Linked DNA regions of Mus musculus: region 2 is linked to region 1. Evidence: chromatin loops called from intact Hi-C (ENCODE). Cell type or tissue: left cerebral cortex. All regions are shown on one strand.

The links. Hi-C counts contacts between places; a loop is a spot of excess contacts. Peaks named below come from ENCODE experiments on the same cell type or tissue, not always from the same donor. Only the 100,000 strongest peaks of a DNase experiment are listed, where the experiment ranks them.
Region 2: it touches region 1 in a loop (4-fold over the local background); 1 of 42 quality-filtered maps calls a loop at or near these places.

Annotation. Positions count from the first base shown.
Region 1 is chr2:49,568,105-49,572,104 of GRCm38, reverse strand. No RefSeq gene overlaps it. Among named protein-coding and RNA genes, the nearest start is that of Kif5c, 49 kb to the left of the region's middle. In left cerebral cortex, no CTCF peak of the experiment used is centred here; DNase peaks (open chromatin) are centred at 664, 1,534, 1,779 and 2,028; H3K4me3 peaks cover 41 bases; H3K27ac peaks cover 1,160 bases.
Region 2 is chr2:49,518,783-49,522,782 of GRCm38, reverse strand. Epc2 (enhancer of polycomb homolog 2) reads right to left here. Exons shown (of 14, transcript NM_172663.4): 4 at 106-312. Among named protein-coding and RNA genes, the nearest start is that of Epc2, 69 kb to the right of the region's middle. In left cerebral cortex, no CTCF peak of the experiment used is centred here; a DNase peak (open chromatin) is centred at 1,591; H3K27ac peaks cover 1,240 bases.

The sequences.
Region 1 (4,000 bases):
TGATCTTTATAGCTCCTTTTGACGAGCCCCAGTGATCCTTATTTACTCTAGAAGCGGATCCCCGCTATCACTTGGTTGAGGTAGGGAGGAGAGGCATTTCATGAATGACTCCACGGAGCATAGATTGCCATCGTCGCTGGAGTGTCAAAAACATTGTATGCTTGTTTCCAGCCATCAGGCTCTGCAGAATAGAACATAAGGATTGTTTCCGGGAAACCAAACGATCCTCACCAAGAACCACTCTCTCCAGAAAGCTCAGGACCCTGTTCATCAGAACAGAGCCAGGGGCTAGGGGTATCTCAAGGATGGGTGGGGTCTTGAGGGCACACGGCCAGAGCAATGGCTTTCAAGGGTGGTCCATGGGCCGCTGGCATGAGCATCACCTGGAGCATGGCAGAAATGAAACTCCTCATCCGATCTCAGATCTCCTACAGCAGAGTCTCTGCGGCTGGGGTCCAGCCACTAGTGTTTTCACAAGTCCTCCAGGGGATTCTGAGGGATTCCGAGACATGGATAGAGTCTTGGAACATCTATCTCTCTTGGAAAATGTGAGCCCCACCCCTAACCCCCGATTTACAAGCAAGAGACTGGTAGGGAAGAGCTCAATGTAGTTAGTTACTGGTCATTTCTTTGCTGGCATGTAGGGGTGTATGTGAGCTGGGCAGGTGAAAGTTGAGAGCACAGCTTGGCTGACCACTGGCTGCTGTTCCAGGCGACTGCTGGAAGAATGAGTCAGAGCCAGTGACAGTGCCCCTCCTCCAGATGCACCAGGTCTGCAGACACACAGAAAGGATACTGGGTGAATGGAAGTCAGAGAAGTGGAATGGTGAGAAGCGGGTGGGGGTGGGGGTGTCAGGAAGTCTTCTCAGCCCACAGAAACAGACTGAATACCAGCTCTTGCTGACTGCCCAGAGCAATATACAGAATGTCACGGAGTCTTGTGTGAAGATGAACCCCCCAAATCAGGGTACTCTTACAGTGCTAGACTGGTTTGGAAAGATGCATAAACACAGAGATGACTACAAAGAAAACGAAGTTTACTGGGCCTGTGGATCCCAGGGGGTGGGGACCTAGGGGTGGGGGTGGGGGCTTGGTATCATATAAGGACTCTGGGAAGCCAGGAGAGGGAGAAAGCCTAATTAGAGCCTTCCTTGGACTGCCTGCCTTTCTGCACGGTGTGGTGGGTGGGGCAAGGCCCGCAGCCCTAGACCTGCTAGTGTGAATCATCCCCCTAGAGCGGGGTCTGGGGCTGTCCTTAGTTCTCTGCTTTGTGGCCCTGCGGTGGTTAGAGCAGGTGAAAGGTATCTCGGTCCTGAGCTAAGGAAAGGGATATGAGGTGGCCTCTGCCTGACTGGTGTGTCTGCAGAGCGACACTTCCCCATGGGGGCCTCTCTAGGAACCCACACAGCAGAGCTTCTCTTTCCCTGCGAAAACGAAAGGTGGGGGTTAATAGATGACGTCATGAAGTGGGATTCTGAAAGGCTCCTCTACATTGGCCACTGCCATCAGGAGCTGTATAATCTGCATGGTCTTCAGCCGTCACACATTTGGGGCATGAGCAGCTTGACTGGGGGCCCTGGATCTTTTGCATCTTGGTCTAGCTTGTATACACACAAATGGGACAAAGGAAGCTGAGGGGAACCCAGGCTGGAAAATGGCACACACATCAGGATCTGAAAGGCTCTATGGGGGAGGTGGATGGTGAGAGGACTGAAGAGAGATTTGCCTTAGTTTATACAGCTTGACAACATCTGTGAGGCACAGGCACAGTTCACAGTGTTCTCAGGCTGCAGTAGCCGGAGAGGCAGCAAGCCTACACGGAGTCCTGTGCCTCTCTTCTCTGCCAGAGGCTGAAACTCTGAAGAGAACCAAACCAGCAAGGAAGAACTGACCACGGTCCTCGACAAGCCCAGGGTCTGGGTACCCAGCACCCACATTTGAACAGTCTTCTCCCGGGAGTGCTCTTGTGTGGCCGCCAGCTCTGGGGAGAACATATGCTCCACAGATGTCCTCAAGGTTAGGTGTGCATGGCACCGTGAATAGAAATTAGCACAAAAGGTTTCTTGGCACGGGTTCCCGAAGCCTTGGCACCATGTCAGTAGCAGGAACACAGCTCAGCTGATGGGGGTGTGGGAGACATTGCAGGATGAAGGACCGGGGCCAGAGCTTTTAGAGCAAGGGCAGAGGCCGTGTTTTTGCCAGGCTCACTAATGGAACCCAAAGGTTGAGGAGGGCTGGAATGGGTGACCTGTAGGAACCCCAGAGGAAAGGGGTCAGGGCAGGCACCTCACTCTCTGTCCAGAGGTGAGGCTTGGGGAGTCTTGTGGCTGGGAAACCTGTATAACAGGCAATGAAGTTGTTCTTACACCTTAGGCAAAACTCATCCAAACAGATCAATAAGCGGAGAGCCGATGACCACAAAAATCTGACTAAAAGCCGTTGGATGAAATCTCCGTGCCCTTGGCTTTGATAGTGTATTCTTAGATAATGGGACCCAAATGCACAAGCCACAACAATGATAATAAGCTAAACTTCGAATTTGAAGACTTGGGCATTGATGTTCTCAAGGAACGGAAAATGCAAGCTGCAGAGAGGGTATATGACCCATGAGGATCTAGAATGCGTTGTAGGATGGACTGTCACAGAGCCCAGTGTGCGGGCAGAGGCCTGTGCCTTAGCCAGTCTTACTATTGCTAATGAAATACCATGACCAAAAAACAAGCTGGGGAGGAATGGGTTTATTTGGCTTACACTTCCATATCACTGTTCATCATCCAAGGAAGTCAGGACAGGAACTCAAACCAGGCAGGAACCTGGAAACAGGAGCTGATACGGAGGCCATAGAAGGGTGCTGATTACTCGTTTGATCTTCAGGGCTTGCTCAACCTGCTTGCTTGCATCTCTCTGTCTGTCTCTATCTCCGTCTCTCTCTCTCTCTCCTCTCTTTTCTTTTTTTGGATACAGTGTTTCTTTGTGTAGCCTTGGCTGTCCTGGAACTCACACTGTAGACCAGGCTGGCCTCTAACAAGTTCAGACTGCAGAAGCCTCCCTAGTGCTGGGATTAATGACATGTGCACTTCCACTGCTGCTGGCTAGGCCTGCTTTCTTATAGAACCCAGGACCACCAGTCCAGGAGTGGCCGGCCTCACCCACAATAGACTGAGCCCTCTCCGATAAACCACTAATTAAGAACATTCCTTACAGGCCTGGCTTTAGCCAGACTTTATGGAAGTATTTTCTTAATTGAAGTCCCTCCTTTCAAATGACTTTAGTTTGTGTCAAATTGACATAAAACTTTCCGCCAGAGCCTGTGAGCCAACACTAAGGAAGCTGACATGGGATGGCCTTAAATTTGAGGCCAAACTAAGGCTACGCTACATGATAAATCTTGTCTCAGCGAACAGACAAAATTCCCATAATTTAACCAAAAAAAAAAAAAAAAAAAAAAAAAAAGCACGCAACAGACCTTTCTCCAAAGAACACACAAAAATAGCCAGCAAGCACATTAAGTGTATTAAATTTCATTACTCATCAGGGAAATGCAAATTAAACCCATAGTGGCCATAACTTTTTTTTAAAGTAAATCTTGGCAAGGACATGGGGAAATTGGAAATCTTGTACATCAATGCTAACAATGTAATATGGTTTGCTCGTGGCTAGAAAGAGCTCGAGGAGTCTTCAAAAACTTAATTAACACAGTCAGAAACAGATACACATGTCTATAGTAGCATTATGCTAACGGTGTAAATGATCCGAAACCCTCAACACATCAGTTAAAAATGATATTACATATAATATGTAGCTATAAAGAGGATGACTGTGCTGAGATATGTCACAATGTACACATATTAAGAACATTGTGCCACGTAAAAGGTGAAGAGAGCAACAGAAAATAGGTAAGGGGGCATAAAGTGTACCTTAAATGTGAAAAGATGCTTAGTCTCTTTCATTATAAGAGAAATTAAACCCACAGAAGAAGCATGTGAACAGACCTCTCAGA
Region 2 (4,000 bases), 49 kb after region 1:
GAAGAGTAGGCTTTCATCAGGTTAGGTCATCAGTGTCACTATGTTCAAATAATAAGCAGTAAACACTATCAAGCTACAGTCAGTTAAACTACAATAGGACATTACCTTCCGAGTCTGCATTTTCTCTGTTCTCCTCCGAAAGGCAACGTAAGGATCATTGTTGGTAGAGCCATCTCTTTTCTCTTGCTTAATCTGGGGAATGAGGGATGGCCCCCTGCAGTTCTTTCGTTTTCTCACCCAGTAGTCATATACAGCTTTAATAAGATAATCATCTTCATTTAGCAGCAGTTTTGCTTCTTGAAGTGTTACAAGCTAAATAGAAAGCACAAGATGTCACCAATGGAAACATCTGAGAAAGAGATCAGGATAAACTACAGCAATCGCAGAAAATGTGATCCACTGACATAATTACAATTAGATAGTGTGACGGCAGGTGAAGATGGAAGTCTATTCAACCTAACAAAAGTCTCTTAAACTGGGATGTTATTTTAAGAATTCATATTTTGTCCAGGAGGCAGTAGTTCCACTACTTAAAATATCTGATAAGGAGCTATGGAGATGGCTCAATTAGAAATATGCTGGCCTTGTAAACATGAGGACCTGATGTCAGGCATTGACACCCACTTAAAAAAAGGTATGGGGGGTGTGTGTGCCTGCAATCCCAGTGCAAGGAGCTGGTGACAAAGGACTCCTGCATACTGATGGCTGGCTCGTCCAGTTCAGTCAGCAAACTCCAGGTTCAGTGAGGAACTACAACTCAAAAGTAAGGTGGAGGGTTACTGAGAAAGCAGGTGCCAACCTCTGGAACATATGCATGTAAGCTCATGCGAGTTCCTGTGTTGACATAAATTTACAGAATAGATGTGATCACTGGATTCCCAAGCCTATAGTACTGATGTCTAAGGTTAATTAATTGGTCTACTATAATTTGGCTGCCCTTTCCTATTGCTCCAACTGGAAGTCTAACCTAATTGTGCTAAATAAGGCAGGCTAAACAAACACTGTCAACACATGGTCCAAAGATCACAGAAGAGTAGGCTTCAGGAGGTCACCAGCATCACTGTGTTCAAACGATTAATGATAGTAAACACTGTCAAGCTACATTCAGTTAAACCATTACAACCTTGCTGTATTACTTCTGGTAGGTTTTCCAGCCTTGAAATTACTTGATCTTTTTCTAATTTAGAGCTCATTATAAATAACTGACAGCTCCATTTACACCCTGCTACAAAGCTAGTTGAGTGATCCAATCTTCTCGAGGAGTAAGGCAATGCATATGATTAAGGACATTTTTATACATCTTATTTTCAGTTATATAAACATTTTACCTGCTGAATCCATAAAGGAGAAATAAGCCCGCTAATGCCTATGTCAGAGCTCTTATGGAAAGCATCTGTCAGAGAGTTGACAGTATCTTGAACCAGTGTTGACAACAAGAATTTTCTAGCACTAAGCCAGCCTGCATAGTGACTTTACTCTTATATGTAATTCCTACAAGGAAAAGAATATACTGCTAATTCAGCCCATGTATTCTAGTCCACATGACAGTCAGCTGAGGATAAAAAAGGACTGGTATTTTTAAACATATTTTCTTAAAGCTATTTTTAAGATTATGCTTATTTAATGTGTATGCATGTATGGAAATGCTCCCATGTGGAGGCAGACGACAGCCTTCAGGAGTAGGTTCTTGCTGAGGCAGGCTCTCTTGTTTCTGCTGCTGCACTGTCAACTGTAGGTTAACTAGCATGGGGGCTTTAAGGTGATTCTCCTATCTCTGCTAGCCATTCCATGATCTTACTGTAGGATTACAGACTTGTGCTATTGCATCTGACTTTTTACACAAGTTCTGAGACCTAAATTCAGGCCATCAGGCTCGCTGTTGCTTTTACCTGCTAGGTATCTCCCTGACCCTCTAATGGAATCGTAAAATAGAAAGCTTCAAACTGTTAAAAACAATTCTGTTGAACAGTAATTTAGATCCCTAAGGTCTACAAGAGCAGGACTAGAACAAGAACTGATTTCCTACCCGTGTATCTATGTGTGCCTGGGAGAGTGTAGCAGACCTACACTCAGGACCTAAGGCAGGCAAGGTGAGCACTCACCTAATGACCGACACTATTAATCCAGAACAGACTCCCTGAAGCTCATAGATTCTAACTCATACTGACAGCATCATGGCATTCTTGGCAGCAACCACATGTTCCAGAGCCCAGAAGAACCAATGCTCTGCTATGTTGCATGTGCTTCAGCTGTTTGGTCATTACACTGCTGATACTATTTTATAATCTTTGCTAATTAAATCAAGATCTTATTCTAATTGTAGAGTAGGGAGGAGAACAAGGGCTCTTTTCCAGTCAGCAGAGCAAAGGTGAGATTCCTAACCCACACCACACTGTGAAAGCATCCTATGCTCCTGCATGTGCTGGAAGACTAAATCACCGGTTTACCTCTCTTTTTCTCATGTTCTTTGTTCCAGCTTCTAATTTCTTTTTACCTTTTAAAATATTCGACATTACAATAATTTATTATACAATTTATGGTTAAACATTCTGACATTTTAAAGTTTCAATTATAGTTTCCAAACATGTATAAAATGACAACCAATGATACTTCTGTATTTGTCTGTTTGTTCACACATGCAGGGATTGCTCTTCTGTAGTCCTGGTTCACAGCTCTGCCTCGGCCTACTCACTGCTGGGATTACAGCTAGGCAGGACAGTGCTAGGCCTTATCTACCACTCTGTACTAAGTTTTAAAAAAAACCTGTCACTCAACATGCATTTCACTTACTGAAAAGCAGTGGAAGCCAGTAGTGAACTGGTCTGAAAATTTCTGTAGCAAATTTGTTACTTCTGAAAAAGCTCTGGGCTCACTGGTTATCTGGGAATGACAGGCAGGGAGAATACTCCTTACCAATGGGCTTCTCTTGAAGACTATTACAAGTTGTGTGGTTCTAAGGGCCATTTATTTTGCTGACAGACAAAACTCAAGGCCTTGCAATTTCAATATATATTGAATAAACAAATGAATTATTAAAAAATTAAAGATTTAAAAAATATCAATTAAGCAAAAAGAAAGTATCAGCTCCATTAGTTTACAGATTGAGGAGAAAGAGCAAATAAACTAAGATAAATTCTTTGGCTAAACACACTGACAAAGTGGACACCAAGACAAATAACACTGAAAGGGAATGTGGGGACTTCCAGCCAGAGTACTGCTGTAGTCAGACACAGTGGAGCACGGAGGCGCTTCATCTAGTGAAGTCTGCATCTGTGAGGGCAACTGCTTATAGGCCCTCTTTGTCTTACCTCTCTTCTTTCAAATCTAGTGGTTTCCAAATAACTAATCATTCACATTAAATTTAAAGTGTTAAATGATACCTTTTCATTTTCTGCTCTCTAAGAATGAATAACTGCATTCAGTTTAAAATTGACATAGTGTCTAGTGTCATGATTTTTATATAGATAACATGAAAAACATTTTTACTTATTAAATCACTTGTAATTTTTAGCTCCACACAATTATAAAAAGCCAATGTGAGGAAAAATATCATCATTTAATTAAGTAGAAATATACACTGTAACACATTGAGTATTCTACATGTATTAAGTTGAGGAAAAAGCATTATTTTTTCAGGTCTTCAAACTATGGTAATGAAGCTTTGACAGAATCCCAGTCTCAGAGACAGGGTCGTCAAGAAAGCACTGTAACATCAGCCTTGTACTATTTTTCAAAGGACATGTGTCCAAATTAAAAGAGTTCTATTTCAATTTGAAGCCTATTAATACCACAGCTAAATAACACAATACTTTCCTTCTTCATAAAGAACCAAAGCTAACCCATTAAAATTCGTATCCCTTCCAGGTGTAGTGAGAAACACTTGCAACCTCAACAGTTGGGAGGTAGAGGCATGGAAATTAGGAGCTTCAGGCTAGGCTGATCTACATGAGACCCTGACTCAAAACAAGCAAAACAAAAATCAACTAGCCAAGCAAGCAAA